2 separate regions of the Mus musculus genome follow, and region 2 is linked to region 1. Evidence: chromatin loops called from intact Hi-C (ENCODE). Cell type or tissue: left cerebral cortex. All regions are shown on one strand.

What was found. Peaks named below come from ENCODE experiments on the same cell type or tissue, not always from the same donor. Only the 100,000 strongest peaks of a DNase experiment are listed, where the experiment ranks them.
Region 2: a loop joins it to region 1, with 2.2 times the contacts of the local background. A loop is called at or near these places in 4 of 42 quality-filtered maps.

Annotation. Positions count from the first base shown.
Region 1 is chr12:70,416,790-70,424,789 of GRCm38, reverse strand. No RefSeq gene overlaps it. Among named protein-coding and RNA genes, the nearest start is that of Tmx1, 32 kb to the left of the region's middle. In left cerebral cortex, no CTCF peak of the experiment used is centred here; DNase peaks (open chromatin) are centred at 281, 3,166 and 3,537.
Region 2 is chr12:70,364,953-70,372,952 of GRCm38, reverse strand. Gm40435 (a long non-coding RNA gene) reads left to right here and starts at 4,378. Exons shown (of 2, transcript XR_872791.3): 1 at 4,378-5,451; 2 at 5,856-6,204. In left cerebral cortex, CTCF peaks have their summits at 4,957, 6,382 and 6,581 (motif pointing left); DNase peaks (open chromatin) are centred at 3,424, 3,949 and 5,150; H3K4me3 peaks cover 523 bases; H3K27ac peaks cover 3,433 bases.

The DNA of each region.
Region 1 (8,000 bases):
GGCAGAAAGTTTGCTGTTTGCTTGAATGGTGTAATGATAGTTATGGCCAGCAGTATTTAATTACCTCTTGTGAAAGACTCTTCGGTTGAATGATATCATTTCTTTCCCGAATATTGTCTTTTTTATTTAGAATTTTGACTCACTCAGAAGACTCCCCTGGAGCACTGGCAAAAATATATATTTAGCCCAGTGACTGTTATGTTTCTATCAGTCAGTCTGTCTTAGCCAGAAATGATGTCACATGCTAACTTTAAGAACAAGGTGAATTCACATTGCTATTCTCTGCATCTGAGAGTATTCAACAGGATCCTGCATATGGAAGTTGATTGGCATGCAGCCTCCCACGGGCACACAGAATGGGAGCAGCATCCCCTTGATCCTTGGGCTTTCCCTCTAACCAGCTCCTGTACGTTATCGAATCAGCCGTTCCTTCCTAAATTAGACCTTTACCTTGAGGGATCTATTAAAAGAGTTCCGGCCATATCAGTAATTAGACTGCAAATGGAGATAAAATAGTTGCTAGGGACTGTTCTGAGTTTGTATGTTTCCATCAACAAAGCAGAAAAAGCTTTAGAGTCTAAAACTCAGAAAAGTTTAGTCTGCATTTGTTATCCCAGCTCAGCTGCACAATTATAGAATAGTATGCGATTTTCTGAACTCTGTTATTTAGTTTTCTCTTAATGTAAAGTGTAGATAATAACAGCTCTTATTACATAGGCATTGACTTAGGGCTTAATTTATCATATTTATAAAAGTTCTTGCTGAATTTTCAGGATTTTCAAGTTATTGTTAAACATAATTCCTATTAGAAATTAAGCAATTAATAAACAAATTATATGAAGTAAAAAATAAATGCTCAAACACTCACTTTAAAAATATTTAACTATTTTAATAATCTCTATGTTTTCAAGGTTGCTTACATCTTTTGAACACATATGTACCAATAACACGTAATGGTGGGGTACTGGCTGCAAAGCTCTAGTTAGCTACTGTGTTCAGTAGCATCTCAGCTTGGTGATTAGAAGAAATCAGTGAACATAGTAACTCAGACTTCTGTTTGTTTTGAAAGCTATTGTTGGGCTGGAGAGATGGCCCAGCAGTTAAGATCCTGAGTTCAAATCCCAGCAACCACATGGTGGCTCACAACCATCTGTAATGGGACCTAATGCCCTCTCCTGGTGCGTCCGACAGCGACAGTGTACTCATATACACAAAATAAATAAATCTTTTATAAAAAGACTTTAACCAGTATTTTTAGGATTTACCATTCTTAAAATATATTTAGATACATTTAATTTTATTAGCATATTTAATAAACACAACATATATTATTTCTGATTTGTGTATTTTTTAAGGTTTTGTTTTTATTTTGTATGTATTCAGATATAGAAGTACTGAATTGATGCAGTTCGGCTACATGCCTATGGCAGACAGTCATTTATAACTCCTAAACTGCAAAGAGTAGCAAGGTTCGAGGGATTTTTACCTGCATGATTTCTCTCTCCATCATCAGCATCTTCCTAAGGTGTTTTATGATAGAAATAGTTCAGGGATCTCTATCTAGTTCTTTTATTCATGACACCAGGGATAATTTGTCCACATATACAAACTTACACCTTCAAATAATCAGAACGAAAGAAATGAAATTTCAAGGTGGGAAGGTTCTTTTAATAATCTGTCTCTTAAAAACAGATTTGAAGTCTCTAATGTTAAGATTTCACTGGTTATTTTTAATAGGCTACATATCATCACTAACACATCCTTGGGGAAGATGGTTCCGTGTCTGGCTAAGGCGTGGCCATCTGTGGGGATCATTTAATTGTTCAACACAGCCTCTGGTGGTGTCCCAGCTGCAGAGCAGATGGTTCAGTGAGCAGAGGGCAGCTGGGGGGAGGCGGATTGGGGGCAGCCTGGGTTCGTACTCACAGGCCACAGTAATCCTTTGTCTCCTTCTCTATGTCCACATACTTGCTTCATTTCCATTTATTTCTATAGTAGGCTCAAAACCAGCCCCCTTTGTCTCTGCCTCCCCAACTCCCAATACGGACTGAGATAAAAATTTTCTTTATGTGTGATAAAACACAATAGGATGACTTGCCCAATTGTTGAAAATGTTTCTGACTTTAGGGAAAAGGTCTGCATTAAGGGGCTCCCCTCAAGAGCAGGTGTTGCAATGTGTTTGAATGATGGGCCATCTGCTAGGTCACAGCCACCTGCTGGTCACAGCTGGCTGACTGACACATTGGGGTGTCCCTGATTAATATAGGACACGAACTATATTAACACTGTGGTTGTAGGTCCACATGTCTAACATAGTAGGGAGCCGAAATGAGGAGACCAAGCTCATGAATTACTCGCTGTGCTTGCTGTGGTCTGCTGTGGTCTGTGTGAGAGCTTGTGTTTTCCCATTCAGCACTGTTGGGTCCAGCTCCGAGCCCTGTAGCTCTGCCATCCTATGAAGTATGGCACTAAAATTGCAAAGTGTAAAACTCTTCTTCTATAAAAATAGACATATTTACACAACCAACTGCGGTTCAACCCAAAAGCATATCTCATGGAGATCTGACTCTTTAGTAAAAGATTCTTCCATCCTTAACACAGAATTTTGTCGTGTTGTTAGAATCCGGGATTTGAGTTTATGAATGCAATATATGACCGTAATGTGTTCCTTTGTTCTGACTTCCTTTGGATATGGCTTCTGTCTCTTAGTTGTTGTTCACATGTTTGAATGGCGTAGGTGTGGGGCTATTTGCAACCATTATCTACATTTTCAGAGTATTTTATGTGCGACCTGGGAGATCTGCCATTCACTGCTCTCATATCTTTCAGACAGTAAATTACTGTCCTGACTCTCCACCATGAAACCCAGCTGACAGAAACTCAGGAAGCAGTTAACTAAGAGGACACATTGTAAACGGATTACAATTTTCATTTCCAAAGGAAACACACTATTTAGACATAGGAAATATGTTAGAGAATATAAACTGAACGACAGGAGCAACTGGATCCAGAATAAATCGACAGATCTTGTAACTTCAGTGAAATAAATAACTCTCCTCCCCATGAAGTGTTATAAATAAAGCACAGCTTTCTGTCTTCCTTTCCAGGCCCTTCTTGTTTTTGTAGGAACTACACTCACGAGTCGTTTAAAGATGGGGGTGCTTTATCACTGCATGCGTTTTCTGTAGACCTGGGTGGTTAGCTGAATAACTCAATGTGGCCTCTTGATGCAGTCGGAGTCAAGGTAGATACAGGATGTGTACCGCTACCTCCCCTATAACATGGCATACTATTTCAAGTTACTTGTTTAAGAAGTAGTACTATATTCTAAAATAATGCCAAAAGTATAAGGTCATAGATGATGTGTCACGCATAATATTGTGTGTGGTGTTTCTATATGGCAGACAGTAGATTTGTCTACACAGCAAATACAAACCCATGGAATAAGGTGCTACACTGAAAGAAAAATCTGGCTAGTCCATCAAAAAAATGGGAAATCTCCAGCTCCATGTTAGTCTTATGGGACAACTGTTGTGTACGCAGTCTGTCACAGGCCATGTGGTCCACGACTGTACAGATGGACTACAGTTATGTAACCACACTCCTCAAGAGCAGAACTATCACTGGCAACATAGAGCTTGTTTGTGAGTTTCATCCAGAAACTCAAACCCTGCACCAGGCTCTGCTTCTCAGAAAGAACACAGACTGGAACCAGGTCTCTAGGATTCAGGGAAGTTAGGAGGAATCTTTTGAAAACAAATCCAAATGTCTCATGGACTCCAGAAGATCAGTGTGGACCTCAATATATAATTAGCATGCGCATTCAAACAACAGGAACTGGGAAAGGGGAAGAAAAGACAAACATCAGAAAACATCGGAAGAAATAATTCACGCTTCCACGGAAAGAGCCCACTTTTTGGTCCTGCATTGGGGGAAGCTCCATAAACATGAAATTTATATCAGACATCAGAACCCAACTTCCTGGATCCTCTTCATCAATGGAACAGTTTTCCAGCAACCCAGACAGCCTTTCTCTTAGAGCATGAGCAATATAACACAATTGCTGTCATTCATAAGCAGTGTCAGAAAGTTCTGAGGATTTATTAGTCCCATATCTGCTGGATGACATCTCTACAGAGAATCTGATTCCAATGAAGATGGGTATTATTATAATTAGATGGACTAAATTTTTTCTAAAAGTAGAATATAAATTTGAGATGTACGCAGCTTATGAAGGGAGCAGAAGTCTGAGCTGTAAGCTGTGTTCTAAGGAGGTATCTTTTGCAAAAGCAGAGACAGATACAAAAATAGAAATCCAAGCAGTGGCTCACAGCCAATTTTATGCCATTTGTATTGAGAACAAATTGTACCACCACATTCATCATTAGTAAAGAACACATCCTGCCCAAATAGACTGGCTGAATGTGATTTATGGGGCACTTTTGAAGAAAACTTGACTTCTGGGAAATAAATGAGAGTGAATGGATGAAACAGCTGTAAATAATGGTTATGAAAATCCAGGAAGGATGTTCTGAAGCCATATAAATTGAAACATGAGCTGGAGATGTATAGATGAAATAGCTTCAGATCAAAATGCCATCTCGGGCTGTTGGTGATGAAAAGACTATAAGCAAGTTTCATTCCTTGTATTTTTCCAAAGAAGATAAATTGCAAGTGTTCAGGACCTGAAATTGGAGTTGGTTCAGGCTTCTAGCTACTTAATGCACATAAAAAGCAGTTTCATAGCTCAGAGAAAATCACCCACGAAAAGGACATCTCTGTCCACTTAACAACTTCAAGTTCACAAAACTGTAGGTACTTTTAAGGATGCAGTAATTTTAATTAACTCAGGAGCTCTGGTCTGAAATTCAGGAGGGACCCTCTGTTATCAGTAACTTCTGATGTTACCTAAGTGACATCTGTATGTGGGAGTCATATCAGATACTTAGTGTAGGGAAGTGGTGAGTACCATAACTGTGGTTCAGATGGGAAATAATAAGAATACACGTGTGTGTGTGTGTGTGTGTGTGTGTGTGTGTGTGTGTGTGTGTGTGTGTATTCTGTGTTCCTTTTGGTGGAACAGAACCCTAAACAGCAGGAGTGTTGGATACATCTTTTGGTGTAATATTTGGTTTGGTCCCTGCTTCCTAATACAGAGTTCATCCTTCCTTCCTTCCTTCCTTCCTTCCTTCCTTCCTTCCTTCCTTCCTTCCTTCCTTCCTTCCTTCCTTCCTTCCTTCTTTCCTTCCTCCCTCCCTCCCTCCCTCCCTCCCTCCCTCTCTCTCTCTCTCTCTCTCTCTCTCTCTTTCTTTCTTTCTTTCAATTAACAATTCAACCTTTATTTTCAATACCAGAGCTCACATTATAGGTGGAATGCAATAAACACTTTACATAAGTTGGCCATTTAAAAATTAGGGTTGGTGTTGTTACTCTACGTTTCTCTTGAGGCAGTTTCTTGTATTCTAGGCCAACCTCAAATGCCCTGGGTTGTTGAGGATAGCTTTGGGTTTCAGACCTTCCTACTCTCACCATGCTGGTTTATGACATATTGGGAACTGAACCCAAGGCATCATACAGATTAGCCAAGTACTCTATCAACTGAGCCCCATCCCTTTTTTTGAGATAGGTTCTTACCATGTTGCCTAAGGGGGTCTGTAATTCATGATCTCCCAGCCATTGGACTGAAGTCAGGAACCTCTATGAAGGAATGAGGGGAAGGATTGAAGAAGCTGAAGGGGATGGCAACCCCATAGGAAGACCAGCAGTCTCAACTAATCCAGACACCTGGGAGCTACCAAAGTCTGAGCCACCAGCCAGGAAGCATCCATGCACATACAGGCTGGTCTGAGGTCCCTGGTACATATACAGCAGAGGACTGCCTGTTCCGGCCTCAGTGGGAAAAGATGCACTGAATCCTCTAGAAACTCAAGGCCACAGGGAAGGGGAATGCCCGGTGGATGGGGAGCACCCTCTCGGAGGCAAGGGGAAGAAATGGGATAAGGAGCTGTGGGAGGGGGGCTTGGGTGGGGCAATGTCTGGAACTTAAAATAATAAAATAAAATAATTAAAAATAAAACAGAAGTAAAATTGTTCCAAAAAATTAAATATTTTAAGGTATGAATATGTTTGCATGCATGTATATATGTATATAAAATGTACATATGTAATCAGATGTGGTGGTACAGACTTACAATCCCAGCAATTGAGAGACAGAAGCAGGGTGTTCTTTCTTTTTTAACATAACTTTTTGTTGACTCTTTGGGAATTTCACGTCATGTAACCCAGTCCCATTCATTTCCCAATCCTACCATACCTGCTCTCCACCCTTGTAACCTGCTACACACACACACACACACACACACACACACACACACACACACCAAATATTTTTTCTTTAAAAAAAAAAAAAAAAAAAAAAAAAAAAAAAAAAAAAAGAACAAAACAACCATCTGGTCGACCCAACCACTCTGCTCTGGCAAGGACCTACTCCTCTATCAACTACTGGCTTCTCTCTCACCTGTTCCAGCTGTCAAGCCTCTGGTTCCACAGAGAATGTACCATTCTACTCCTCTGTTTTCCTGCCTCTGCTTCACATGTTTATTTATTGTAGTGACATTGGAAGCTTCCCTGTATCGAGCATTTCCCCCCAAACAGCTTTCCTTGCAAATGTTCATTGCAATGAGTCATTGGTCTGGCTGGAGGCCTCTGGCTCCTGCTAACATTATCAATACTGGATCCTCACTGAGTCAGATCTTGGATGTCATTTTGTTGCCCTGTGTCATGGATATCCCGTGGCTTTGGTTCCCTTCACAAGCTCTAGAAGATCACTGATGGGGTAGATGTTGGGGTGGGCCAACTCAAAGCCCTGGATCTGGCCTGGACGGTAGCTGAATTGGCCAGCCTGCCAGCTCTCTCCCTCAGTCACAGCGACAATGACAAGACACTGGCACAGGGGCCAGCACTCCCTCTGGGCCCCTGAGAAGAGCAGGGCCAGCTATCACACCTACTATAGTCAGTGAGGGGCGGGTCCACCATATCCCTCAAACACTGGAGTGGTCTGTGGTGGTAACACTGGCCTGGACATCAACACAGACTCTGGTGCTGTAGGCCATAGACCCAGACGTGGCGGCCCCATGGATATCACTCTGGCCTCAGGTGATGGCGCAGGCATCTCACCTCAGGCTGTTCTTCACACAGTCATTTCTTCAGCGCTGAAGAAGATACCCATTCCAAGAAGAAATGCTCGTTGCTTTCACCATGACTTTAAGAGATCATATTTTCATCATTTTACAAGAAAGAAGTGCCAAGCTCAAGTACTATTAAAACCCAAGAACACACCTAGATAACTTTTAGCTCACCACCAATATGTTCACCATGCCTCAGAGCCAGGAATTTCTGAATAAAAAATGTGTTCTCTGTGCAAAGTGACTTAGTAAAAAAAAAAAAGTGTTTTCTCATTATAAAGTATGAGGCTACAAATTATGATAAATGTGTAATTGGTTAAATCATTAATTTTTTTATAAACAAGAAGGAAATGTATACACATTGCATTCAAATTTCCATCAATATTCCTTATTAGATTTTCACAAAGATTATATATATATTAATATACGCATGATGTAGTCAAAAGTATATATATTTCAATGTTTAAAAATATGATTAAAATAATAAGCAATAATTTATTATGTGTTCATAAGTATTACAAAATAATAATGTGGTGAATAAAAATTAATCAAGAAAATACAGGTATGGAAATTACTCTTCAACATATTTGCATAAATGTTTTCCAGCCAAGTGTGTTCTGCTATCACTCCAAGACTTAATTTTCAAAAGTAAGAAAACATTAAATAAGATTTTATATTCCCATGTTGAGTAATCTTCAGAATTTCAAGGTCTCCTATGAGTTAGGCTCACCCCAAAGCTAAAATAATCAACATTTTCACTACACTAATTTTGTACCTGCATTTTTTTCCTGGAAACAAACAGGAACTTCCACATAA
Region 2 (8,000 bases), 52 kb after region 1:
TGTGGCGTGAGTGTCAGGGTTCTGAGTCAGAACATCTCTGACATGGCCAAGATCTTTCATCTCTTCCCCACCACAGCCATGAACACAAACATTTCATTAATTCATCCACTCACTCATTCATTCATTCATTCATTCATTCATAACATGGTCCTCAAGGATTCATTTGACCATGTGGCCTGAGATACTATATATGAACTGTGTACAAGTGGATGCCATGACTTGGGTCCCTTGTATATAGGCACTGCTTTGCATTTAATAAAAATCAGATGTTCCCTGAAATCAGAAGCAGTTGGTGGTGTTGCTGATGACAAAAACTCAGACCAGATAGTTCATGTTTGCTACCATTAATGATCACAGTTGTTTTGTTTCCTGCACTCTCAGGTAGAGCCATTTGGCAGCTCACAGGGGTTTCTAGAAAACACCAAGGATAATTACACTCATATTTATTTTCCTCCTGCAAGAAGAAGGTATCTTTGGATGACAAATTAGCTATTGCTATAAACTTAAGCTAAAAACTGAAAATTACTTAAAGATTATTTCAACTAAAAAGCTTGACAAAACGCCAGAAATTAAATGTCTCTTGCCACTGCACTCCGGCCGAGTCAGCCTGTCAGGCAGGGATGCCTAAAAGCTGCTCATGAGGCAAAAAGAGTTTCAAGGAAGCTCTCCTCCTGGAGTCTGGCATTCCCTTAATTCTCCATTCCCGAGTTAGTCTAGTGTATGGATCCACGTGCTCTCTTTCAGTATCATCTTATTATAAGTGCCTTTTAAGATTGAATTCTGACATAGCTAAAGCCTTCCGCCAGTGTTCCAACAGTCCTAGAACGTCCTTGAGCTAGACAGTGACATTCAGAATAGCCTCTGGTATTACACTATCAATAAAAGCCAAGTCACTCCCATATACAGGAATTTACAATGGTTTAGGAAGTAGATCGGGCTGTGGTTTTAGAGTATTGCATTATTCATGAGATGGTTAGCTAGAACGGAACTCCCTAGTTAGAACCATGACTTGGGTGTGAAAGCCCTTGCCCTAGGAGTGAAAAGTTCTCACACCTGGCTTCTAAGACTATAGCTGACCTTAGATAGAGCTGACTCTGTCTCAGTTATTTTATTGCCCAGTTCCTGCCAGTCTTTGCGTTTTCATTTCCTCTGTTCTGTGTAAGAGTCATTAAGCATCCGGTTACCTCATTTGTACCTTGTGGGTATGTCACCCAACTTCCTTATTGTCTTCTGCATAAAAAGTCTGATGTTCGATTTGAAAAATGACATTCAGATTCCACACGGCCTCTCCTGTGTACATCTTTTTGTCACTCATCCTACGCTTTGTCCACCCGTGACTAGAGACCCATTCCACGCAGACAAAGGGGCCCAGAGGGTCTACGGCAGTCTATCTCCTTATTGTTGCATTCTGAAGTGAGCTGTGCAACACTGTGACACGCAGAGCAAAGAGCCTCTCAGGGCTGTTTCTGAAAATATGTTCATCCTTGATTAACAAGCCAGTCCCAGCAAGAAGAAGCTGTCCGAGCAACTACACAGACTTCTAATCTCTACAGATTCCAGATTCCAGGAACCTCCTCCTCTCGGCTGCCATAAAGAAAATGCCAAGCCCACTATCCAAAGACTCCCATGCCTCTGCGACCCTCTAATAAGCTCACCAGGTATCCAGATTCCAAGAAAATAATGTTAGATTTCAGATGAGCTGCTGCCCAGGGCATGCCTCATCTCATCTCTCTATCTCAGCACTCATAGTTGAATCTGGAATGCCTACTGCTACCGGGCAAAGATGCCTCACTGAGTAACCTTCTAAGATTGCCTGGGCATATGAATTCCAGGAAAATGAATGGTAGGGGCTGTTCTCACTCCCTCTAGGAAGTGTGTAAGCCCAGGCTACTGGGCTCGAAAACATCAGAAAGCTACTGATCTAATAGGAACACCTTAACCTAATGTACTTCTACCCAGTACCCCAGCATCCTCTAAGCCACACAGTACCAAGATCCCTTCCTCTCTTTCCCAGAATGCAAGACCCTCCCTTACCAGCTTGGGTACAAGAGACACCTAAGGACAGTACCAAGGACCACCGACCTTTGCCTTCCTCTGAGATCTGAAGAAAAGGGCCCATATCCTGCCTCACAGGCCTGAACTCTCCTCAGGGCCACACCATGTTGCCTTTCTGTGTTGATAATAATTCTGACAAGTCTCTTGCTCCAAATCACGCTTCTCAGTGCTCCCCATTTCCCCATTTAAGCCCCTAACCTAAGAATCCTTAAAAAAAATAATAATAATTAAAAAGGCAGCAGATACCCCCTTAACCTGGACTCTGCTTTGACAGGCAAGGACTGGGGTGAATCCATCCAGCTCCAGAATAAACAGGCTTCCAAATTCCGCATTTAAGACCTGTGTAACCTTGGCCAGTCCCCACAACTGAATCCAAAAGTTTTTCTATAACCTTAAGAAAGTATGCCCTATCAAGACAGAATAAAATGATCTATCCCACAACAATAGAGCTACACAGTAGGGGTCACAGGATTCTGTGTGTGCACTTAGCTTCCCCTCCATTGGCTCCCAAAGCAAAGGAACAGAGATGTCCCCTTGGGACAGTGGAGCTACAGCCACTGACCCCAGCTTCTGCAAGAGGAAAGAAGTGCACGCACTAGTCTCACAGAGTATCCCAGGCTCTTCCCAGTGTTGGCAAGATGCAACAAAGGGAGAGGACTTGCCTTTCTGAGGAGAGCCAGCAGACCATGTCTTGAAGTCACCTCTGAGCAATGAGGCATGCTGGATCTCCTGAGGTAATTTAAAATGCCGCTGTCACATAGGCCCAAGTTTTAAAAGAAAAAGTCTTCCTCACTGTGAGTGGGACTCATGTTTCCCCCATGATAGCTACCTTGACTTGTGTCATTGTTCACGCCTTGGCTTCTTGATGGTTCCCCTGATAGTGGTCCTGATTCTCTTGGGGTCTCTGTTTTTCTCTTGCCTGGCTCCAAAACCCTGGTCTAAAACACTGTTTTCAATCTCATTGCATCTGGATAAATCCCTTTCTGTCTTTTCCAGCTGAAATATAACCTTCTGTGGGACAAAAATATTTGTCTATTTTGTACCTAATGCAATTGACAGTCAATTGAATGAACAGATAAACTGGTTGATTTATAACCTCTGTGCACATACAGAGGAACTCTGAGTGCTCTTCAATTAGTAGGTCAGAGAAAGCTCGGGAATTAGTTTGACTGAATCAGAAGAAACGGTAGGAAGAAGATTTCAATACTTCATTTTTTTTTTAACCGTATAAGATGCATACTTGCATCATAGACGTCACTCTTTCTGACGTCGCCGGTAATCCTGAATATGCCTGGCTTCTCCTTCTCTCCCTTCTCTCTCCTCTGTACCCCATCATTTCTCTGTCACATCTCAGAATAGCAAGTGCTCTTCCTGCTGCATATGCATCGATACATTTCTTTTTTTGTGCAAATGAATGTTTTAAGAAAAGTGTGAAAACGAACTTCAGTTTCAAAACAGAGATGTTCTAATTAAATATGCCATGATAACAAAGCGTCACCGAACAAGATTGGCAACAAAGAACCGGGTTGCTTGATGGAGGAAACCAAGCCTGAAGTCTCTAGAGGTCCAAGACACGGATATAAATGATGACAAGTGCCTTGATGGGCATTGGGTCTCAGCGCCAAGGCCAGTGCTGAGCAGCAGGTGGGGTGAGCTCTCGGGTAGGTTTCTGGGTGCTCACAGAGTGTTTGTCCAAGGTCAGGATATCTGCCCTCCTGGGCTGCCGCCTTATGATCAGATGGCACTATGTCATCTGAGGTAACTGCCTCAGAGGAACGAAGGGGCAAAACCAAGCAGAGCTACACCACCGCGTGAGGAAAACGGGAGGTGTGAGCAGGGAAGAGTTCGGTGTTATAAATTCATCTCCACACTCAGCAGCAGAGGCAGCATGAGTCTGAGACGAAGCCAAGAGCCCTGCCTTCCAATCTCCAGCATGTTGAAACGTCACTGAAGGTTTAAAATATCTGTGTTCTTTTATCCTTCAGCCCTTCCCCACCCCATTTCCTATATCTTTCATCTAGTTTAGGCAAGTGAATTATTGTTCTACCCTGATCTTTCAGCGAGGAAAGCATAAATACTGTCCCTCTTCATTCCTAGACCGTGACAGAGCACCTGAGACAGTGGCAGCACCATCGTGGCACCAGCCTTGACAGGACTTTGCTCGTAGGGAGTTCATGGCCAACCATTAATACACTGATAAGCAAGGCAGAAATATAATATGAGGCCTAGTGATAAACACCATGAATTCCAAATCCTTAAACCTTTATGCAGAAAGTGAATTTCTTCTTAGCACATGAAGATCTGACCTGCCCTAGGTCCAGTGTGTGACTTTTATAAACATACATCTATGAATTTTAATTACACAAATAAGTAAAGTATTAATGGGTCACTTTAAATATAAGATGTAGACATATTTCTCATAAAATTATTTCTCCATATAAAGAAGTTATTACATTCCAGTGCCAAAATTCATCAGAATCACACTTCTTAAAAATCTGAAAATGTCTTAAATTAAAATAAAGCCAAAAAGCAGTTTCATTGATTTCTTAGTTTTATTCAATCCACTGACATAAAAAAAATCATATTGGTGTAAATGAAAACAACACGATTTAAATTTTTGTGTGATATTTCTTAGTGTTGGCTCTGACTTCTATTACAAAGCCTGGTCACGCAGTGTGTTCTCCAAACCAGACTGTCCCACCATGCCGGATCAGGAAGTAGTTCCACGCCGCGCAAGTCTTTGCTCCTCCCCTACACACACACACACACACACACACACACACACACACACACACACACACACGCTTGCTAATGATTATTTGATTGCTGGAAGAGGAGCAGGCGCCTGTGCCTCCAGCTGTACATTGAACTGGAGCACCCCTAGCCCAGAGCCACTGAATGGCACCCTTGCCTCACAGCCAGCGCTTGCTTCTCGCTGTCTCACTGGAGACAGCAACCTCCTCATGAGTCTCAGAAAGGAATAGTGTCTCTCTTACACTGCCCTTCAATCTGTTCGCTGGGTCCTCCCAGAGGACCTAGCAGCAGTCACAGCTCAGTGGCCAAGGGCTGGAGGAAGGGCCCAGGCAGAACCCAGAGCTCTAGCGGTTGCCATGGCAGCAGCAGGACTATGTAAAGCTTCCCGAAGCAGATCTGCTGTCTCAAGAGCTTATACCACAGCCATAGGCTGTCTGTGTTTAGCCTGTGCTGGGGGGAGACAGTTCAGCGTTTTCCCACTCCCTCTGTCAGCTTGCCTTGAGATTATTTGCTGACACCCTGGAGACACAGGTCAGATGAGGCCGCTGACCCAGGTCTTCAGGGGTTTGTACAAGAGCTTGCTTGGCCCTTGTTTGTTTGGAAGGAGCGTGGCAAAGCAGACACTGCTGTATTTAGCCATTGGTGAGATGTCTGGTCCTGTAGCAACTGAACATCCTTTACTAACTGCAGAGTGGTTGATCTAAGACAAAATTGATTCCGCTGTAATAATGGGATTACTTAGAAATACGTAGACCTATCGTACAGGGGATATGTCTTAAATGCACATTTCGCTCAGAACATTTCCCTCCCTTCCTCCCTCCCTCTTTCTCTCCCTCTCTTCATCCCTCCGTCCCTTCCTCTTTCCATTTCTTCCTTCCTCCTTCCCCTCCTCTGCCTTTTTATCCTTCCATTCCTTCCCTCCTCTCTCCCTCCTCCCCTCCCCTCCCCTCTCTGCCCCTCCCTCCATTTTTTTCTTCTTTCTTTTCTCATGTCACACATCCCAGGCTGGCCTTGAACTTCTAACCCTGTTGCATCTCTCTCTCCAGGATTCCAGGATTACAGTCCTGTGCTGCCCCATCCTCTGCTCTCTGCAGCCCTGGAATGGAACTCAGGGCCTTGTGCGCACTGTACAAGACAAGCACTCTGCCAACCAACAGAGCTGCATCTGCAACTCTGGGAGTGCCCATCCCAAGCTCACCATGGACTTCCCACATGAAACATCATTTTTGCCTGTGCTCCCCATGTGTTTCTGGCTGAAGACAGCTTTTGAGTCTGTGGACTCACCAAAGGAGATCACCCTAGTCAGTGTAACGTACTTTCCTGTCCTCCAAGCCTTGAGAATCTAAATAAAACAAGGGGCCGGGAAAGAAAGAGCCTTTCCCCTTTCATTGCTGATTCTTTTTCAATTCTTTTATTTTTCTCACTCATTTGGTGTCAAAACAGATGAATGAAAAGAACTAAAAGGGAAAGGAAAGTGACATGGCTGCTCCTAGGTATGGTGGAGGAGAGGATTTATTGAAGCTATGTGGGAGAGCACAACCAGAGGCAGGGGCATCTGGGAGAGCTCAAAGTGGACAAGATCCTGAGCCAGGCCATGTGGGAAGAGGGGAAAGGGAAGGGAGAGGGTAGAGAGGGGAACCAGGTATAGCAGCCAGGAGGCTCTAAGGTTCAAAAAAAAAAAAAAGTGGGTAGGGTTGGAGAGATGTCTCAGTGGTTAAGAGCACTAGCTAGTCTTCCGGAGGTCCTGAGTTCAATTCCCAGCAACCACATGGTGGCACACAACCACCCTTAATGGGATCTGATGCCCTCTTCTGGTGTGTCTAAAGACAGCTATAATGTATTCATATAGATAAAAAAATAACTCTTTTTAAAAACAAAACAAAACAAAAAGAGAGGGTAAACAAAATGGTAGGATTCTATAGGGAAGAGCAACTGAGTTCCCTAGGATGGAGAGTTCAGGGTAGGGGGATGGGTGTGTCAGCCAGGATGGCTTTGTAACAGGCAGGGACTGGCTGTGGGATGCTGGGAGAACCTGGCAGCCATTGTCTGCTTTGTTCTGTTAAATAGGCACCTCAGCCATTTGCCCTGTGCTTGAACAGATCTTCACAGTAGGCAAAAGGTGAGCACAACCCAGATGCCCATTAATAAGTGGATAAGTGAGAGACATGCATACAATAGGGTACATTTCAGCCTTGAAAATGAATGTGGTTCAGATACACGCCACGGTGTGAATGGAACTTGAAGACACTGTGAAATACGCCAGCACAAAGGGCAAACAGTACATTATTTCTCTTATATCTGATATCTATGTGATGGCTGAAGAAACTCCATTTGATGCTAGGCATCCATTTTGGTACCCAATAGCCATTTGTCTCTGACTCAAGTTCCTGGAGTCAGATAAGTTCTCTGACAACCTGGATTCCTTGACCTCCATCCAGGAATGTGCAGCCTCGACCGTCTGCTTTGTTATGATACAACCATCAACTGTGTTTGTGTTTGTTGCTTCTGTAACTCAGCAGACATTCAAGGACTATTTTGAAGTCATCGCGACCATCCAATCTTGGCAGAGCAGAACAGCCCTTCCTTCATCTCTCCATAGCATGTCTCTGATTTGGCTTAGAGGTTACGCCCCTGCTGGCAGTTCTAATACTTTTGGCTAACTATAATCTAAATTGAGTCTGGAGGTGTTGTGGATGGCCCTGGTGCTGTTTGTATTTTGATGTTAATTCCAAAGAAGAAATTAAGTATCTCTACCTCCAGGTGAGGTAGTACTTTGTGGCTAGGTGACCACTGGGCAGAAATTGCCTATCTCTCCTGCAGACCCATACTGTTCTTGAGAGGACACAAGTTACAAGTTAGGGCAGCTTAGTTCTGCCGAGACAGACTAAGCTAGTCCTTAATAATTACTGTTTTTCAAAAGTCTGTCAGATGATCCTGGGCCAGAAGGCTGAAGACTGATGCTCCAACTTCCTGACTTACTGGGGCTGTATGGGTAGACAGCTCTCTCTACAGCCTGCCTCAGTTCTGGAAGCTGAGTTTAAGCTTCTTATATTTTCAGGTAATGTTGGTCATTCTTGGATTTCTGACTGGGTTGAAAGTCTACTTATAGTCTCATAGCCAACCCAGGCTATTTAGCATTGATAGAACATATTTCAGAAGCTAGTTTTCAGATAGTATGCAGGCTAAACCAG